Regions from separate parts of the Homo sapiens genome. Here region 2 is linked to region 1. Evidence: chromatin loops called from intact Hi-C (ENCODE). Cell type or tissue: heart right ventricle. All regions are shown on one strand. Links, peaks and the distances in the headings refer to the core of each region. The heading gives the core; the rest is flanking DNA. Region 1 overlaps CPVL (carboxypeptidase vitellogenic like). Region 2 overlaps CPVL (carboxypeptidase vitellogenic like).

The links. Peaks named below come from ENCODE experiments on the same cell type or tissue, not always from the same donor. Only the 100,000 strongest peaks of a DNase experiment are listed, where the experiment ranks them.
Region 2: a loop joins it to region 1, with 2.1 times the contacts of the local background. A loop is called at or near these places in 16 of 110 quality-filtered maps.

Annotation. Positions count from the first base shown.
Region 1 is chr7:29,086,025-29,096,660 of GRCh38, reverse strand. CPVL (carboxypeptidase vitellogenic like) reads left to right here. Exons shown (of 13, transcript NM_031311.5): 4 at 444-558; 5 at 1,519-1,577; 6 at 3,959-4,038; 7 at 10,111-10,177. Among named protein-coding and RNA genes, the nearest start is that of CPVL-AS1, 11 kb to the right of the region's middle. In heart right ventricle, for the core only: no CTCF peak of the experiment used is centred there; a DNase peak (open chromatin) is centred at 5,248; H3K4me3 peaks cover 2,355 bases; H3K27ac peaks cover 3,571 bases.
Region 2 is chr7:29,030,320-29,040,955 of GRCh38, reverse strand. It overlaps CPVL (carboxypeptidase vitellogenic like), which reads left to right. Exons shown (of 13, transcript NM_031311.5): 12 at 10,197-10,379. Among named protein-coding and RNA genes, the nearest start is that of CPVL-AS1, 45 kb to the left of the region's middle. In heart right ventricle, for the core only: no CTCF peak of the experiment used is centred there; no DNase peak of the experiment used is centred there; H3K27ac peaks cover 302 bases.

The sequences.
Region 1 (10,636 bases), core at 1,847-9,846:
GCTCTCAGTGCAGAAGGGAAGGTGTCACTGAGAATGGATTCTTTGTTGTGCCTCTGTTGGGAATATGTGTGTTAAATGGAAGAGTCCCAAATTTTAGTTTAAACAGCTAAAAATATATAACCATGCCCCAGGCAGTATGCTAGATGTCTGGCAGCATGCACAAGCCAAGCATCTACATTTAAGGAGCTTTCTGTCTCTTGTTGGGAAAAGACTTGACTGCATGATAAGAAGACACCAGCATATGAGGCACAGCCTCATTCAAAGAACCAAAGATGATCAGTACTTTGCTCATAGTGGAGAGTGGTTACTGAGGTCTGGGGAGGTTTTGTAGGATTTAGTCACAGCCCTGTAACACAGAGAGGATTTGGGTAAGTTTGCTTGTGTGTGTTCTGTAGCCTTAAGTGAGTGTTCTGTGTGGTCACTGGTTTTACTGTTTCCTCTAGATACAGCCAGAAGATGCCCCAGTAGTTCTCTGGCTACAGGGTGGGCCGGGAGGTTCATCCATGTTTGGACTCTTTGTGGAACATGGGCCTTATGTTGTCACAAGTAACATGACCTGTAAGTATCCCTTGCACTGTATTTCCTATAGAATCTTTCATCTGAGCCTCATACCTGCTCCAAAACTAATTTAGAGTAAACACTGAACCACTATGAATAGCTTAACCGTTCCAGATTATCAAAACACAACTTTCTGGCAATATCCATCCGAGAAGGAGGAGCCTCGGGGTGAGTGTCCTGACTGGGCTGCTTTCTCCCTTGAAATTTGGGTGAAAAGTTCTAATCCGCTTTCTTGCAGTCTGCTGCTGACTCAAGCATTCTGGGTTTGCAAAACAGTTGGTATTTATTACTATTTGGGACAGCTCTTTGCAGTGGACTAATGGGTGGAATTATATTCTTAATTACTCACATGAACTAAACACTTTATGGTTCAGTCACACTCATTATCTGATAACTTGGAAGCAAGACGCTATTCCCGGTGGGGGCTGAGGCGGAGGAAGGATAAAGAAAGAGCAACATCTGGCTGTCACTAAGTTTACCTTCATCTCATTTTGTTTTTTTTTTTTTTTAATTTTGTTTACTTCCCCTGGGTCAGAATTTGGAGTGTGAGCCAGTTTGTGACTCAGTATAAAGGCTTATGTGCCAGTTTTGTTGAAGTAGTTCTGTTCAAGAGATGGAGCATTAAGGATGATTGATTTAATTGGACATATGGATATTATTGCAGAGGTGGTTGGTGGGTGTTTTTTCATGAACCAGCTTTGTTCCAAGCTTTTGCTGGGTTTTGTTTCCAAGCTTTATCTCAGGTGTAGAAACACTCTGGGCTGGGGGAAAGTAAAGGAGAGGAGTGGGGAGGGTAAAGGTGCAGGTGCCTGTTCCCCACCATGAGAGTGTGCAGCACTGTTAGAGGGTACGCCAACAGCTCATGAGGACCGTGGGGTGTGTTGGGCTTCTGACCACCATGAGGCCTCGGTGGAATGCTTGTCCACGACTCTATCTCACCCCTCTTCTTTGTTTTCACAGTGCGTGACAGAGACTTCCCCTGGACCACAACGCTCTCCATGCTTTACATTGACAATCCAGTAAGTCCGGGATGACCCTGTGAGCTGTCAGTGCTGGCGTCTCCTGTCTTTTATTTTTTCCTTTTTATTAAGTACATTTAAAAAATAGATTTCGTTTTTCCTTTTGAAAATAGAATTTAATCTGTAAAATTAAAACCATTTTGAGATTTAGTTTTTCTGTTAACATGTATAATCATATCGGAGTTTGGCAATTTTCCTTGCTGCCTTCTCTCATTTCCTCATTTTTTTTTTTTCTATTGAGATGGAGTCTCGCTCTGTCGCCCAGGCTGGCAGCTCACTGCAACCTCCGCCTCCCCGGTTCAACCTGGTTCTCCTGCCTCAGCCTCCCAAGTAGCTGGGATTACAGGCGTGTGCCACCACACCTGGCTGATTTTTGTATTTTTAGTAGAGATGGGAGCGTGGGGTGGGGGGTGTTCACCATGTTAGCCAGTCTGGTCTCAAACTCCTGACCTTAGGTGATCCACCTGCCTTGGCCTCCCAAAATGATAGGATTACAGGTGTGAGCCACCACGCCTGGCCCATTTCCTTATTTTTAATCCTATGAGATGTCCTGTTCACTGAATTAGGTAACCCAGGAGGAGGAATTCATTTCTTTTCACTAACAGTTTGGGTTCCTTATATCACAGGTTATTATATAGTGTCAGAACTTGTAATCTTTCACAATCGTCTAATCTTTCACATAGAGTTATAGATATAAAAAGTCAAAATGGGTCTCCACTTTTTTTTTTTAATTTTTATTTTTTTGAGATGAATCTCACTCTGTCACCCAGACTGGAGTGCAGTTGCACCATCTCAGCTCACTGCAACCTCCACTTCCCAGGTTGAAGCAATTCTCCTGCCTCAGCCTCCTGAATAGCTGGGATTACAGACTTGCGCCACCATGCCTGGCTAACTTTTGTATTTTTAGTAGAGATGGGATTTCACCATGTTGGCCAGGCTGGTCTTGAACTCCTGACCTCAAGTGATCCGCCCACCTCAGCCTCCCAAAGTGCTGGGATTATAGGCATGAGCTACTGCTCTTGGCCTCCTTCACTTGTTAAGACAAGCAACATGCTTCATCTCTGGACAAAAAGTGATACTCTCCTTGGGGAGGTCTTCTGATATTGGTTCTATTAAGGTGCAAAATAGGAGAGAAACTTAGGGTCAGCTTCTACAGATTTGGAGTATCTTTGCCCTCTTAACTAAAATCTTTAACTTCTCTCACTTTTCAGATGGTCCAAAAGAACACAAATAAAAGCGGAAAAAAATGTCAACATGCTCTTTCCCCCACCTTGTTTTGTCAGCCTTCCATTTTCCTCATCCATAACTGTGTATTTAAGTAAAAGATGAATTAAACATCCTTGGGTGTTTGGAAAACAAAAACACAAAAATCTTTATACCAGATAGGGAGTGCATTCCTTATGCAAATTGTTGACATAAAAATAGTAGCTTCTTCTTTTGAATTTGCAGTTCAGTTTCTTTTGAATTTGCAGTTCAGTTGTCTGTGAACTTCTAGGTTCTAATAAGAAAATATTAGTTTAAAATTAGTCTTAATTATGTTAAAACTCCTTACCTACTGAAGATGAAATGGCTTAATGGCCATATTTCTTGCAAATAAAGACAAGAAGGGGGAGGAGGAGGAGGAAGAAGAAGAAGAGGAAGACAATGTACAACTACCTTTTTCTTCAGCCTAAAGAGTTTCTTTCTTTTTTTTTTTTTTTTTTTTTGGAGACGGAGTCTCGCTTGGTCACCCAGGCTGGAATGCAGTGGCATGATCTCAGCTCACTGCAATCTCCGCCTCCTGGGCTCAGGTGATTCTTATGCCTCAGCCTCCTGAGTAGCTGGGATTACAGGTGCCCGCCATCATGCCCGGCTAATTTTCGTATTTTTAGTAGAAACGGGGTTTCGCCAGGCTGGTCTCAAACTCCTGACCTCAGGTGTTCCGCCCGCCTCAGCCTCCCAAAGTGCTGGGATTACAGAAGTGAGCCACTGCGCCAACCAAGAGTTTCTTCTTGGCAGGACAGAGCCATGCACTCTCCAGGTTTCAGAGAGGAGACAACTTTGGATCTTTTGATACTGTAGCAGGGGATGGAAAAGATGAATCCTTCTTCCTTAAATCAACATCTGGCAGGGTCTCCACTGAGGCACAGGACAGCTCAGCCACTGACCCCAGGGCAAAGCTCTGTGTTGCTGTTTTATTTGGGCTTTAGGGGGTGGAGAGAATAGGTGGCACCTAGCATCCTCCTGGGAGGAGGGCTAAAGGCATAGGGGGGCAACGGCAAAAATCTGAAGTCTGAGCTTGGCCTTTGGAACAAGGTCACCTTCCAGTGTGGGACCTCTCTGCAGGTCCCTAAGGCATGTGTTTCTCTGTGTTTATACCTGCGTGTTTATTTCTCCTGCAGGTGGGCACAGGCTTCAGTTTTACTGATGATACCCACGGATATGCAGTCAATGAGGACGATGTAGCACGGGATTTATACAGGTAAAATGCTCCTGCTTTCTCTTGGCTTTCCTAAGACCAAACATTTTTCTATCTCAATAGGAAAATTATTCTAGTGTTGGAATTTTTATTGACTGAGCCTTATAGTCCAATTCCTGAAGATAATTTAAGGATATTTTCACATCCACACACACAGAGCAGAATTTTTCAATTAAAGATTATTTTTTAAACCTTTCAACCAGACATCTGAAAGGTTTCTACTTGTTTTCCAAATTTGTATTTAACTTTGCATTTGCAGGGAGACAACATCTTTTCAGATATTTGTTTGTTTCTCAGGATTCTTCTTTTCGTGGCTTTTGGATGCAATTTTTTACTTTTTGCTTCTATTTCATGACTTTTCCAGGCTGAAAACTTAGCTTGTTAGTCTCTAGTATTCTCTCTTCTTCTTATGAAAGTTTTGTTTTGCTTAAAAAAAAAAAAAAAAGGAAAAATGTAAAGTTGTAAGTCTGGCCAAACAGTGTCCATATAATTTCTCCCTTTTTTCACTCATATTAATCATTGCTATTTTTAGCATTTTTAAAAAAAAGCAAGTGACCTTTCTTATTTGGTCAGATTTTTCCAGTCTACAAATTATTACTAGAGACCAAGTCCTAGATTCTTTCTGGTCACTAGGGCACCGCTTTATGTATTATAATAATTTACTAAAAGAACCCTAGTGGCCAGAAGGAGTTAACTAGCTCCCTACCCCACACCTCCACCAAGCACTCTGTTAATTACTACCAATCCTCAAAGCGAAAGTGCATCTAATAGGAGTCAGAGTTTGCTGATCTCTGACAAAAGCTTTCCGTTTTACTTTTCTTTCTCTCTGAGGCAGATAGGTGGCCGGGGGGAGAGAAGAAAGAACTACTTCCAAGCCCCTTTCCCAAAGATCTCTCCCTCTGCCCACCCAGAAAAGAATATGGCTGTTGTCTTCTCCACTTTTGTTTGTTTTTCACATGTTCCATGATTCGATCACTTCTATTCAGTTTCTAGGGGGATGCCCAGGGCCCCACACTTCTGCTTCCACATACAGTGGGGTCCTAGGGACATATTTGCCAAGATGCTGACGGGGTGTTCCCCCCAGCACCTCCTCCCCTTCCCTCCACAGACGTAACGGACGGCAGTCCTCCTCACAGGCTTCTTCAGAGCCAGGGCCAGGGCTCTCTTGGCACTGTGTGCTCTCTTTCTTCAGATTAGAAACCTACTCCCCGCCCCCACCTCCCATCCCTCTTTGGTTTAAATCCAAACAAGCTCAGTGGTTAACTAGCAAACACCCTGAGGGCAGAGGTTCTGTATTGAAGAGATGCATCGGGCCCCCTCTAAGACAGAGCATCACTGCCAAGCCGTTTCTGTCTTTCCTTCCCCTCCCCCAAAGACAGTTACAGCTTCCAGTTGCCCCTCCATATGGGGATGTCGACTGCTGACATGTGGTCCATCTCCTCTTTCCTGACATGTAAAGGGAACCTATTTCAAAGCATCTATTGTTTATAGCTGTTGTAGTTCTTTTTGCTTCGGGCTCTTAGAACTGGAAAATAGCTAATCAAGGGTGGTGCAGAAAACTGATTTCAGCTGTTTCCTTTATAGTTTACACTATTCATTTCCCTTTGTGACCACATTCTTCTCTCCAGCTCTCCAGATGGGTGTTTGGAATAAGAGGGTCGCTTCAAAACCTGCAAATGGGCTACTACAGGTTTAAAGAGTGGAGCTTTCATTTTCTCCCTTTGAAAACCAACTTTCTTTTTTCAGAAAATCTCATTCTTTTTGACTATTAATAGTGCATGGCTGTAAGGAGACATTTACCGTTCACAGTTTTGCTGCTTTTGTGTTTGGAAATAAAACTTTTTCACGAACAAGATGTTAAAATACTCTCCCACTTTTCTTATTTGGAATATGCTATTTAGTCACAATGCCTCTCTGGTTTAAAACAAATTATGAAATGTATTAACTTTGATTTGGAGTACACTAGCTGGTGCCAATCTCCTTCTGCCATTGTTTACCAATTGCCTATTATGTGCCAGCTGCTGTTCTTGGTGCTGGTGAGACAGTAGTAAGCAGTCCTCAAACCCCCTGCCCTCCTGGTGCTCAGTCTAGTGGTGGACCTATAGTTATTTTCTTAGCAGCCAAATGGAAGTGCTGCTATAGTTTTCTCCTACATGTTGGTTTGCAATGGGAAATGATATGTAGTGTTGCTAAACAAAGCTTCATAGCAATGCAGCTAGGAAGCAGGCTTCCTATATTAAATGAGAAAACTCTGTGTCCTGTGCCAGGTGGAGAGGATCATGGCTCAGCCTTGCTAGATGTAGAGTGAATGCAGAAGAGGCTCCCTTCACGGGTTCCAACAGAGCAGCACTGCCAGGATTCCTGTTGCTGAGCTTGTATCGGTCCAGTGCAAGGCAGATGAGCCCCAAAGTGGGGCTTAGCCTGTGAGGGGTTTTGGATTTGCCCAGGAAAGAATTCAAGGGTGGCCAGGTGTGGTGGCTCACACCTGTAATCCCAGCACTTTGGGAGGCCGAGGCAGGCAGATCACCTGAGGTCAGGAGTTCCAGACCAGCCTGACCAACATGGAGAAACCCCATCTCTACTAAAAATAGAAAAATTAGCTGGGCTTGGTGGTGCATGCCTGTAATCCCAGCTACTTGGGAGGCTGAGGCAGGAGAATCACTTGAACCTGGGAGGCAGAGGTTGTGGTGAGCCGAGATCACACCACTGCACTGCAGCCTGGGCAACAAGAGCGAAACTCCATCTCAATTAAAAAAAAAAAAAAAGAATTCAATGGTGAGATGGAGGTAGAAGAAAATAGCTTTATTGAAGGGGCAGTGTTACAACTCCGTGTCTGCTCCTGCAGGGCTACTGCCTAGTCCGAGTAGCAGCTTAGGGCAATTTTGCAGTTGTATTTAAACCCACTTTTAATTACATGCAGATTAAGGGTTGGTTCATGCAGAATTTTCTAGGGAATGGATGGTAGCTTTTGAGTCTTTGGGTCATTGCCATGGAAAGGGGTGGTAACGCCTGGGTGTTGCCATCACAATGGTAAACTGACATGGCCCACTGATAGGCATGTCTTATGGAAAGCTGCTTCCGCCCAGGCCCTGTCTTAGCTAGTCCTCAATTTGATCCAGTGTCCAAGCCCTACCTTTGTAGTTGAGTCCCACCTCTTACCTCAAGTCCACTGCCAGTGACTGTAGGTACACTTTGCTTGGCTTTTTTGGCATGGAACTTTTGCTTAGATTATCTGAAACTCGATTATCCTGAATGTTGCTTGTGTTTATGATTATGCTTCTGACTCTATTAGAACTGACCAGATTCCAGTGCTGTCTTTGGGTCTACAATGCATGATCATGTCCACTCACCTTTTCTGCCCTGCATCCACCCAATCTCTGTTTAAAAACTTATCTGAGGAATAATTTTCTCCTAGTCATTCTTCCTTGCAATCTGTTTCTCTTTTTGGTCCTTTAAGGTACCTTTCTGCGAGCAGAGAGCCCTTAACTAAAATTCTGTTTATGAGACAAGTCCTTAGCACAATGCCAGCAAGGTGGCCAAATGGAATCACCAAGAAGAAGCATGCTTCTTGTGCCATGTAGCTCTTGTACCTGAATAAATGCATGGAGTGTGCACTTGTGAACACACATGCTTATGTATTATTATTATTATTGAGACGGAGTCTCACTATGTCGCCAGGCTGGAGTGCAGTGGCGTGATCTCGGCTCACTGCCACCTCTGCCTCCCAGGTTCAAGCAATTCTCCTGCCTCAGCCTCCTGAGTAGCTGGGACTACAGGCGCCCACCACCACACCCAGATAATTTTTGTATTTTTAGTAGAAACGGGGTTTCACCACGTTGGCCAGAATGGTCTCAATCTCTTGACCTCGTGATCTGCCCGCCTCGGCCTCCCACAGGTGTGAGCCACCGCGCCCGGCCACTTATGTATTATATATATGTTTAGCAGATCTGCTTCTAAAATTTGTAATTTCATGTGGGCTTGATTCTAGATTCTATTTTCTAGAAAATGCTCACCATGTAATAAGAAGAGTTCTTGACTAAAATACAGTTAAATGAGCAAATGGCATATGTAAATCTAATTTACTAAATTTACTTTTTTCATTCTTCACTCTCTTTTAAGAAACAGGAGTGCTACCACGCTACTAAGTGCTTGCTTAAAAAAAAATAGCCAGTTTTTTGGCTGTGAAATAAAAACTGAAATTGAAACTCGATGATAACTTCCTCAAGTGGAACTTGAGCTGGAGAATCCTGCCATTTTCGAGATAGAAGTAACCTGGGAGATTATCTCTGACCAAGATTATCAGATAAAACACAAAATACCCAGTTAAATTTGAATTTCAGGTAAACAACAAATAAAATTTTAATGTAAGTATATTCCATGCAATATTTGGGACATACTTATACTAAGCCATTATTTGTTATCTGAAATTCAAAATTAAGCCATGTCTTATGTTTTCATTTGCTAAATCCAGCAACCCTAATGACTCTCCAGCAAATACTACAAGGAAATAAGCTTTAAGCTAAAGCCAAAGGCTTAATTGAGATTTACTATGCTAAATTATCTCCTGCCATTCCAACAAGCAGGAAGAGAGAAAAGGAAGTAGATTTTAGCCTGAAGGTTGGAGAGGGAAGGGTGGAGAATGAATGCCTATTTTTATCTGCACTCTAAAGCCAGCTTATTGCCAGCACAAACATAGAAGCTATAAAATGCAGCTTCTCAGATTTAGTTGCTACAAAGGCCACTATAAATAATGAATACAGAAATACACCGAAACTCTACAGTAGTGTTTCATGGTGAATTTTTATGCAGCCTTTGAAAATTAAATATAGCTAGGATCATGGTGATTGTAATGACCCAATTTTGCCTCTTTGTAACCCTTGAACTTCGCCATCCTCCTGGGTTTTCAGAGCCTCCTTGCCTTTCATCTTCCTGGATGGTTCATGGCTTTTAGTCTCTCAGCAGGAAACTGGGCCAACAACCTCCCCTAGCTTCGCAGGCACTGCAGTCTGGGTCAAAACACTCATAGAGCTACTGAGTTTCACAAGTTTTTGTTTTCCTTTTTTTGAAATATTTTGTTCAGGTAAAGAATCATTTAAAAATCCACTGTCTTCTTGCTTATTATGAAATCACTCCTTGAGTCTGTTAAAATCTATTTCATCACTGAAGTGGCTATTGGCATTCTTTTTTTTTTTTTTTTTTTTTGAGACAGAGTCTTACTCTGTTGCCCAGGCTGGAGTGCAATGGCGCAATCTCAGCTCACTGCAACCTCAGCCTCCCTGGTTGAAGTGATTCTTCTGTCTCAGCCTCCTGAGTAGCTGGGACTACAGGCGCGCACCACCATGCCTGGCTAATTTTTGTATTTTTAGTAGAGATGGGGTTTCACTATGTTGGCTAGGCTGGTCTCGAACTCCTGACCTCGTTATCCGCCCACCTTAGCCTCCCAAAGTCCTGGTATTATAGGCATGAGCCACCGCCCTGGCCGGCTGTTAGCATTCTTTAGTAAATGTGTTTTTCTTTTTTTTAGCCCAGAGCCTACTGTACATTTATTTCAATATCTGTGACCATTTGCTGTTTTTCTTTTAAATTATAGTCATCTTACAGTTTTTCTGTTCTTTGGTTATTAAAATGTGGCATTCTTGGAGCTCCATCAGAAATGTTCAGAGTCCCCCACAGTGGGGGTTGGTAAGCAACTAAGACTTCCCTTACTTCACCACAAACCCGGGCTAATGGGATCATAAAGTTTGCAGAACTACCTCCAAGAATTGCTACGTAACATGTGAAACCTGTATTATTTGCTCAAGGTGCCCTCAACAGTTAGATGATCCAAACTGGTATATCAGTAATTTGGAAACATGCCCAGAGTATTGATGTCCACTTGTCCAAACTTCTTATTATCACAAAGTAAGCCCACATGTATTGTGTAAATAAAATGTCCTACAGGAGCTCATAGCAGAGTGGTATCTTATTTCAAGTGTGAAACCTATTGCCAAAGAGTTAGATTTGATATCCTAGCATGAAGAGATCCTGAATCATTTTTCTGATTAATTTGTGTTGTTCTTGTTCTTCTTTTTGCAGTGCACTAATTCAGTTTTTCCAGATATTTCCTGAATATAAAAATAATGACTTTTATGTCACTGGGGAGGTAAGTAGAAGTCACGTTTCCTTGTGTGCTTCAAACATCACCAGAACTGACATATATTATGAGTGTAGTTTGTTCATTTAAAATCTATATATGTATATACATGTACACATACATATCAATATTGATTCAGCCTTTATTCAAAATTCTCCCAATTATCAAAATGCCCTTCATATATATATATATTTTTTTTTAGTTGGAGTTTTGCTCTTGTTGCCAAGGGCTGGAGTGCAGTGGCGTGATCTCGGCTCACTGCAACCTGCGCCTCCTGGGTTCAAGCAATTCTCCTGCCTCAGCCTCCTGAGTAGCTGAGATTACAGGCGCCTGCCACCATGCACGGCTAATTTTTGTATTTTTAGTAGAGATGGGGTTTCACCATGTTGGCCAGGCTGGTCTTGAACTCCTGACCTCATGATCTGCCCGCCTCGGCCTCCCAAAGTGCTGGGATTACAGGCATGAGCC
Region 2 (10,636 bases), core at 1,046-9,045, 55 kb after region 1:
TCGTTTAAGTGTGCTGTTCTAGGTAGGGAGCTTTTTTCCAAAGATCATTGCATCAGAATGATGGCTTTCTGGATCCTTTTCAAGTTGGCTTTGTTGTTCCCCACTAAAAGCAGCAAAATAATTTAGAGTTAAGGTGCAAGAAAGCAGGAATAATTTTTTTTGGCCAAAAGACATTATTTATATAATCGCTGGACACTGACTCAAACTTGCTGTTCCACTTCCATTCTTCTTTATTCATCTTGACAAAACCAGCTGGTAGGGGGATGGGAGGCACATGGGGCTGTTTATTCTAAGTTCACTTACTCTCTTGTCTTCCCTTTTCCTTAAAACGTGAAAGCAAAATATGTCTCTTTTTAAGAACAACTTGGTTGCAGAAATGACTACTGTTTCATTCAATTTTTCTACCAGTCTTCTTCAAGCAGGCCTTGGGGACTCAGGCCTCCTGAGTATTACATCCCTAAGACTCTGCACAATTACCAGGAAGAAGTATGGCCAACAGTGAGAGTGATGGACAGCTGAGGTCAACGCATTATCCATGGACAGATAACAAGTCTGCCCCCAGTCAGGGACATTTCTTAAATGTTATACTCCTCAGCTGAATTAAAGTTTTCTTCTGCAGCTGAGCTTTTGGGAAACCCATGGGAATTATTGTTTGTTGAGCTGGATAATAGTGAAATTAATTCTTTTCTGCTTAGGGGGAAGGCACTGGTGGGACATGCTAATTGCTTCAGTCCAAAAGAACTCCTGGCCACATTAGAGTTTGTAATAGAAGAATGATAAGTAAAGCAGCCAGAAGAGGAAGTTTGGAGGGCTGATTTGCAGGAGTTTCATTGATTTAGCATCTGTAGGGAAAATTCCCTTAAAAAAGAATTTTTTTTTTGGATTAGTGAACAGGAGAACATTCAAAACTAAGACAGATAGAGGCCAACTGGGAATGCTGTGCAGCCTGGAATAGCTTAGGCTGCTGTTCAATCATTTCCCCAAACAGGAAACCACAGAATGTTAGAGATTAAGGTCACTAGATCATTGGGAAAAAAGCATAACTTTGTCTGCAAAGTATTATGATATATTGTAAATGGACCAGAATATAAGCATAAATCTTTCGTCTAAAAATGCAACAACAAAAATCCATCCTTCTCACAAAAGCACAATTTGCTTTCCTGTTGTGCTGAGATACCAAAGCCTCCTTCTCTGGTATTTCTGTAATTTTCCTAATAAGTAAGAGCTGTAAGCAGGGAATAAAGAGAAAAGTTTTGTGTTCTCTGTCAGTAACATGTGTGCTTTTTTTTTTTAACCACAACAAAAAATGGTTAAAGTTTAGAACAGTAAGTGGACCTCACATGATTTATTTTCAGTCTTAGCCTTTCATGCTAGCAACAATGAAAATAAACTAAAATGCACACTTATATACATTTCTGTCTCTAATCTCTCAGGCTGTATTAAAAGCACAGAGTTCTTTTTTCACCTCTGATTATCATCATGGCACTGCCTGACTTAAATTTTAAGTGAAAATCTGTGCTTATAGAGTGTGGAATCTTTCTAGGTGTCTGTAAACGTACTCTTCTGCAGGTATCTTTGGCTAAAATGGTTGCTTTATATCTGCCTTAAATTATTTACCCCTCAGAGGCATACTCTATTTAAAATAAGGGTTAATTCTCATCTGATTCTGTTCATTAGGTCTTTACTAGGAGAAGGTTTTCTTGCTGAGATAGTTAAACTCATGAATAAACTGCTGATTTATGTGCATCTAGAACCTGAAATTCAATTTATGATTTGAATTGTTAAAAGGACTAGCATTTTAGAAAGGTTTAAGTGAAACTGACTTTTCTTGGCCCCTCTTCTAAGGAAAACTTAAAGAATGAAAGCATAAATTTCCCTTTCCTTTTCTGAGTATTCACTGCTTTGAAAAGTTAAAAAAAAATCTGAAGCATTTGAAAGACAGGGGTCACAGCTTTCCATACCTGTTCCCATGGTACTTAGTCCTTAGTCTCTCCATAAACGTGTCTGTTGAATAGGCAGAGATCTCATATGAGTAAACTAAAAAACAAACAAAACACACTACATACACAAGTGAGCATGCCCTCTTCTCCAACTCAGACAAAAGGCCACTTCCCTTCCATTTCAGATGGAGGGAACACTTAACCACCTGCAAATCCAGGAAGGAAGTGAAATAAATGGATAGTGTTGGATTGAGACCTACTGATCTTTTTTACCCATGACAGAGGTATGGATACAGAGAATATTTTTCTCTTCTAAGAAAAACAGTAGCATAAGCATTGAATAAATGACAACCACCCTGTGCCTGTGTGTGTGAGGATACCAGGGCAGGGGTGGGGGTGTGCCTCAGGGTTACAGCTCCGCAAAGTGTTAGCTCATTGTGGCTGAGAGGAAATACAGGCCCAGCCTGGTCAGATCTCCGAATATTTAAATGCTGACTGTCTTAGTTCAGGCTGCTGTAACATAGTAACATAGACTAAGGGCTTAAAAACAAGAAAAAATTGTTTCTTACAGTTCTGGAAGCTGGAAATCTGAGATGAGATTACCAGCATGATCAGTTCTGGTGAGGATCTCCTGGGTTGCAGACTACTGACCTCTTTTTGTATCCTCACATGGTGGAAAGAGTAATAGAGAGCTCTCTGAGGTCTCTTTTGTAGGGGCACTAATTCCATTCATGAGGGCTCTGCTCTTATCCCCTAATCACCCTCCAAAGGCCCCATCTCCTAACACCATCACTTTGGCTGTTAGGTTTTCCACATTTGAGTTTTGGGAGGATACAAACATTTGGTCCATAACACTGGCATCTAAATGGAAAAACAGTTACAACAACACCATTTGGACTAACCAAATACATCTGCATGCTGAATGCAAGCCTCACACAGCCAACTTAAGACCTCTGCACTCCAGTATAGGAATTTATTTTTTAGTTTATCTTTGATAAAGAGCAATAAAAACATTGGTAAAACCTGCTCTTCAAGTTATAGGAAATCTTTAGGTTTGGTATCCTATTTGCCCTCCTGACAGCTGTGGGATGTAGCTATTTCCACTATTTAGAGGAGAAAATTAAAGCTCAGAGTGAGTAGATGACATATCCAAGATCACTCAGTGAGCACAGGTCTTGCGGGGCTGAGGCAGGGCCAGAGGTCAAGACTTCTGTCTGAAAGTGTCGGCTACTTTTATAAGCTTCTGCTGTTAGTTCTGTCCAGTCAGTGGCGTGCCTGGTGCAGTTATTTATGGAGTTCTAACTCCTCCATCCTAAGTCACAATTCTAATCCATAGGTAACATTTCATTTGGAAATTGTTGTACCGTTGTGTACTTTATCATGCTTCACATGCATCATGTTTCATAAATACTCCCGATTCATATGTGCTTTTCTTTTCTTTTCTTTTTTTTTTTTTTTTTTTTGAGATGGAGTCTCACTCTGTCACCCAGGCTGGAGTGCAGTGGTGCGATCGCAGCTCACTGCAAGCTCCGCCTCCCAGGTTCACTCCATTCTCCTGCCTCAGCCTCCCAAGTAGCTGGGACTACAGGCGCCCACCACCATGCCCGGCTAATTTTTTTTTTTTGTATTTATTTTAGTAGAGACGGGGTTTCACCGTGTTAGCCAGGATGGTCTCCATCTCCTGACCTTGTGATCCGCCCACCTCGGCCTCCCAAAGTGCTGGGATTATAGGTGTGAGCCACCACGCCTGGCCACTTTTCTTATACCCATTGTGCAGATGAAGAAACTGAGCTCTAGATGGGCTAACTCAATTAAGATAATACTGCCAGTTAGTGGCAGGGGTCAGATTCAAACCCAGCCATAGAGTTTATGCACATAACTATAAACATATATCCTTAATGTCAAAGAGTCACACTTTAGGTTTGCCACTTGCTTGTGGAATTACAAATATAGAATAAAGCACCTGTTCAATGTGTTCTTATGGAGGTTAGTGACCTTAGACAGTAGTGAGGCAATGTGGAAGAGCACTTAGAAGCACACAGTTTGGGCTCAGGTCGATCTGAACTTGAATTTCAGTCACCTGTTGGGGGATCATGGTACACTGACTTACCTCCTTACACCTCTGCCTCCTTGTGCCTAAAATGGGATAAATAACACCTGCCTTCTGAGAATGCTGTAAAATGCTTAGCACAGTTCCTGGAACATAATAAGAAAAACAACAAGAGAGTCTTATTATTACTCAAAAACTTCCTTTTAAAAGCCATAGTCTTTACCACACTTTTCTAGCATTTAAGTGTGGGGGAATTCCATGTGATTTTGAATTCCAGGCTTCAGAATTAGAAGTTCCTTTAAAAGAGTAATACATGAATTTATGGCTCTAACTTTCAAGAAAAGACTGAGATGCAGTGGCCAATGCATGCAAAATTAGTAGTCAAGGGTGTGTTATTATTTCGAGAGCTTGAATATATATAGAGTTCAGGTTTATCCTGGCTGGATTTCTTCCTACAGTCGGCCTTTTTCTGAAAGAGTGAGATTGACAACCAAGTATTTGACACAGAAAGACCATCCCTATATTCTGAAGGTTTATTTAGAAGAAGTGCTGTGTCGAGTCTCTCCAATCATTATCAGATGATCAACTTGCTTGAGAAGGAGGAGGACCTAATACTCACTGACCTCTTATTCTGTGTCAGGCACTGTGCTGGGAACTTTGTGTACATGGTCTCATTAGTTCTCGTTACAATTCTGTATAGTTCGTCGCATCCTCATGTCCAGAAAAGGGGCTGAAGCTCTTGGAAGTTCACCCACATGTCTACGAGTTCCAGTTATGGTGTGTTGGCATGCACTGCACTGGTCCGAAGGTGTATGAGTTTGGATTTCATGGTTTCAGTGACAGAAATAACTCTGCTTACTTGAAGCATGAATGGAATTGATTGGAAGACAGGATAGGTCTTAGAATTCATGGAAAAACTGAAGAAGTGGGGTGAAGAAAGAACAGCAGATTGGGGAAAATTCTAGGGATCTAGGAAGCAAAACTAATGAGTAGACTTATCAATGAACTCTGTGTCCTCTGCCCATGATTCCAATTCCAGGGAAAGAGCATTTGAGTGCCTTTACTTAGGTAATGTGCTTATCCTTTGCCAGAGGAGGCAGGACACTGTGATTGACAACTCCCACCAGGGCTGTATCCACTGAAGGTGTGGGTGACCCACAAAGTACAGTTTCCAGGAGAAGGGAGAGTGGACCTGGGCATGCAAAAGCAGCAGATGGTCACTATACAGCACCACATGAAACCATTAAAGAGCAGAATCCATACCCTGTAATTGTCCATCGGTTTTATGGGGTACCAGGCACTGTGCAAGGCCTGGGGATGTAGCACGCACTCGGGAGCTCCTGTTTTTAAGGCACTGCTGGTATTTCACAGCGGTTTAGCAAGGCCACTCCCCACCAACTGTGAGTAATGCCCTCACACACATCCTGTCCATAGAGCCAAAGTGAGAGGTGACTAAGAGATGTCACCAGGGCCAGACAAACAGAGCAAGATTGTTTCTGAACCGGAGATGTGAACTGTGTCTCATATGCAACTAACTCTCAGTTTCCAGCAGCTTTTGGTAGCACTAAATGGTTAGCTGCAGGGAGTCAATAAATGCTTGTTGGTTTGAAGGAACTTTAGCTCTTTTCTTAAGGAAAAATTTTAGGTAGAAGGGTGGAAGTCGGGATCTAGGACTCATTCTGTTGCCTCACAGTATCACAGTTTCCATAACAGTAAAGTGGAGGCGGACAGTGGAACACTTCTGTTCCTGACCTTGTGAAGCAGTACAAGAATAAAGCTCTATGCACATGAAAGCAGGTTGAAAAGCAAGAAAGAATTAATAATAATAAAGATGCTTTTCTCATCTCTGCCTTTTGACAAAGAGGAAGAAAAAGATGCTTGTGGTCCAAGTCACCAAATGCCGTCTCTTGGAAAGGCTTGAATTCTGGAATGAGTTTTTAAAGACTGTCTATGAATTAAAATTAAGCTTTTTACCTAGTTGTCATGAAAAAAAAAATGAGAGCTGGTATGGTAGTATTTGAATTCTTACAAATTATTTCTCCAAAAGACTCATCTTTTGCCAAACTGAGGTATCCAACCTCATAGCATTATTGTTCTTTTTTTTTTTTTTTTCCATTATAAAAGCATTCTAGGCTGGGTGCAGTGGCTCATGCCTGTAATCCCAGCACTTTAAGGAGGCAGGTAGATCACTTGAGCCCAGAAGTTTGAGAGCAGCCTTGGCAACATGGTGATACCCTGTCTCTACCAAAAATACGAAAAATAGCCAGTCTCATAACCTGGTCTCTAAATTAATTAATTAATTAAACTTTTTAAAGAATTATTTTGTAAAAAACGATGAGAACACATGGACACATGGGGGGAACAACACATACTGGGGCCTGTCAGGAGGGTGCAGGGGGAGGGAGGTAATGGATGCTGGGCTTAATACCTAGGTGATGAGATGATCTGTACAGCAAACCACCATGGCACACATTGACCTATGTAACAAACCTGCACATATACCCCTGAACTTAAAAGTTGAAGAAAAATAAATCAATAAATAAAAAGCATTCTATGGCCAGGTGCGGTGGATCATACCTGTAATCCCAGCATTTTGGGAAGGAAGCTGAGGTGGGCAGATTGCTTGAGCCCAGGAGTTCAAGACCAGCCTGGGCAACATGGCGAAACCCCGTCTCTACAAAATATACAAAAAAATTAGCTGGGTGTAGTGGCATGCACCTGTAGTCCCAGCTACTCGGGAGGCTGAGATGGGAGGATGGCTTGAGTCCAGCAGTTGGAGGTTGCAGTGAGCCAAGATTGTGCCATTGCACTCCAGCTTAGGGGAACATAGTGAGACTGTCTCTTAAAAAAAATTTAAAAAAAGGATTGTAACCACATTTGCCAAAAACAAAACAAAACAGAAACCTAGAAGATAGCCAATCTAAAATAAATCAACCATAGCTCAAATAACTGTATTTTGATTTGTTCTTTCCCCAGGTTTGAAGCATTTTTAAATATGTGATAATTAGAGTACAAACAAGTGAAGTCTCAGTTTTTCATTGATTTTTTTCATAAGATAAGCATTTTTCTGTGACATTGCATAACCATCAGTTTCACTAAGCTAAGCAGCCAGCCCTCTAAGGAGTAAAAGAAGTCTCTAAAAGCAGTGGCTTTGCTCCCTTACCAGAGGCCTACAGCTGACCAGAAAGGAAAGTGAGGAAATGCATGTTCAGGGCACTGCCTAGTACGTCGCTGGAGACCAACTCCAACCAGCTCTTTCCTTGTTCCTTGTTTTGTTCCAATCACTATTGACAAGGGAAGTGTAGCTAAAAGCTGCATTCATCTCTGTCTCCTCCCTTCTGTCTTTAGACCTTGTTGCTTAAAATACCAGCAAGCCTTAGGGGTAAGTTTGCTCCAGAGTGTCCCAGTTTTAGCACTGCATGTCTTGCTGGGCAACTCCTGTCCAGGGCAAACTGGGACAGTTGGTCACCCTACCGGGGGAGAAGTGGGATGAGTGTGTAGACATATTTGGCCAACCTGTCCTTGTCAGAGCTAAGTTCCTCCCTGGAACTTTTCTATCAGGATGTGGGTAGCCAGCGTGTGCCCTTGGGCTTCAGGACCACCCCTATGCCGTGCCCACCTGCTTCTCATGCTCAGCCACTGGGTCCTAGGCTATCTCATCCACTCACCCAGCCTAGAGGCACCTAACTGGGATATTCCTATAGGGGCTCATGAGAGTAAATGTGACATTTAGGTGCAAATAAGAGCTCTGGAATTCTTATATTTAATGCTGGCCTGCCTTTGAAATCACTTCTCATGATCGTTATTCTGATTTCTTTTTTGTTGCATTTGACTTATGTGCCCTTCAGAAATACAAAATGGTTTCCTTGCTTTGCAAAGGAAGGATTTCCATTTGTACCCAAAAGTAGACCTTCTACACATTGCCTGTGCGAGATTGTGCAATTCAGCTCTTTGCTGTTTCTTGGTCCAGAGAGTTGGTGCTCTTGTTATGATAAGTCTTGACTAACAAGATAAGTCTTGACTAACAACTCAGGGATGGTCCTCATTCCATGTCAGTTCAACATGTAATATAATGCTGTACATATAAATGTGTTTTTGCTGTAACATGGGGACTTTGCTATTGTCCCTTAAGGATGAAAAAAACATCACATTGATTTCAAAATATAGTAATGATTGTCAGTAAAGAAAGCTGTGGGAGACACATGAGAGATGCAAGCTGCCTGTAGTGGCCATGGAGAGTAAAATTAAATGGATGCACTATGAATTTGCTGATTGATCAGCATCTTTTACACTGAATTCTAGAAGAAGAATCACTTTATGCTTGATGATCTTTGCTAATCAGCTATAATCAGGTCTTCGTAGAATGGTGAAGTAATTAAGTCTTGTTCACTGGTACTAATCATATATAATTGTTTCCATACTGTTGGCCAAAACAACTATAGGAGGTTTTGCAGAGGCCATGAGTACTCAAGGTCTTTGAGGTAATTTCTCTATATAAACAATGCAAATATTTTATTACTGGAGTTCAGTTGAATTTTTTTAACAGGCTTTAAATCTATCAGGATTTTCCTGTGGGTTTCTTCTTAGGAGAGTGGGGGTGGTGATGGTGACTGAGTAACATGAAAGGCCCCGTGTTCCTGCAGTGGGGGCCCAGGGCTCTTTCATCTTAGTCTGACTGCTGTCCCACTGCTGCTTGAGGATTTGGAGTGTGTAAAAGTCCTGGGCTTTTTAATTATGTTTGAGCCTTTTAAGAACCCGCACCGTAAAGGGAAAGACGGAAACTTATGCAGTGAAATATTTTATATCCAATTTGAGGATTCAACCAAAGGTCTCCACTCGGGCCAAATCAGAGCCTTCAAATAGATCAAAAGTAGCATGGAGTTGAGGCCGACCTCTTTGTTGGAGGTGGAGTGGCAATACTTTATGATAATTAATATGTTAGTTGCATAAAAGTAGCGTAAGAGTAGAAAAAAAGGAGAGTATATTACTCAGATTTCCACCATCTAAATATTAACATTTTTCAAACTTTGTATTCCATATATGTGAATATGTACATTGATTTTTATAGTTATAGTTGTGATATACATTATACTTGACTTTCTGCTTTCATACTTAACATTATGTGATAAGTATTTCCCACATTGCATCATGGTTCAATGAAACATTTTAAATGGTCTTATAATATCCTATAGAATTCTTATACTGTTGTGCATTTACCTACTCAATTATAGGACTTCTGGATTGTGTTTGAGTTTTTCATTATAAGACTCAATGAATATATATAATTTTTTAAAATTTCTTTGGACCTGTTTTCCTAGAATATATTCTACAAGTTGAAATTACTGGGACAAGGAATTTCAACATTTTTAAGTTTGGGGGCAGAAAATTGGCTACTGATTTTCTGAAAAGAAGAGCCATTTTATACTGTCCCCATTAGTTCTACAACTTTATCAGAATTGGGAATTATCTGAATTATTTTTTCAAGCAAATTGAAAATTGCTTTAGGATTAATGAAAAGAGTTACCTCAGTGTTGTTTTTCCTATGATAAACATCAGTTTGACACATACAAAAAATTGTATTCTAGGAAGAAAGAACATTCCTCACTGTTGACAAGCAGCTATCATATTTTTAAAAAGGAAGTTTTGCAAGTGGCATGGCAGGCATAGTTGCTTCCAATAAGAAACAAATTTGAGGCACCTGAATCTCTCTGTCTGCTGCTGCAAAAAAATTATACTTGCTACTGAAATCAATGTAGGAGAGGAGAGCAATATGGATTAGCAATACCCAAGAGAAAGCTCAGCTTGCCAGCGACTGCACTGCCTGAAGTTGAAGTTAATGAAATGCAGGCTTCATGAAAATCCTAGGGGGTAGTATTCCTTAGTTCCACTAAAATGTAACCACAGTCTTCCTTCTTAACATAGCCATAAGTCCAAGTAAAACCTGTATATATGTATCACTGAGTAATACAACACAAATGTTTTTGCAACCAAGAGAGGCCTTTATGCAGATTACTATGAAGAATTCAGTGGTAGAGACAAGGCTTGAGTTTATTTCGGATTGTTATTCTTTATGGCTAACTAGAAGAAAATCTCAGAGAGATTCATGTCTCTTTTTCTCTCTCACTGGCTCACTATTTATACCTAGCTCGATTCATGAGCTTCACCTCCTGAATCTTGCATTTGCTGATGGCTTGATTTCATTTCAGGTTCTGATCTACAATGGCCAACTGGACATCATCGTGGCAGCTGCCCTGACAGAGCGCTCCTTGATGGGCATGGACTGGAAAGGATCCCAGGAATACAAGAAGGCAGAAAAAAAAGTTTGGAAGATCTTTAAATCTGACAGTGAAGTGGCTGGTTACATCCGGCAAGCGGGTGACTTCCATCAGGTAGGAAGATGCTTGGGAGCAGGCAGGTTGTGGGAATGGGAGAGCGGGATTGAAAATAAAGCCTGAATAGCAATGAGACATGGCCGACCTTAAGCAAAGCCATACAACAGCCAGTGTGTGTCTTCTGTGGCCCTACTTTCCACAGAGAAGAGTGGTCTGAGTTCAGACATACATAGGACTAAATATAAAACCAGACAAAAGTTTAGGCATTGTTCAAGAGGTAAGGAGACAATTCATTAAAAAGACAGTGCTCAGTC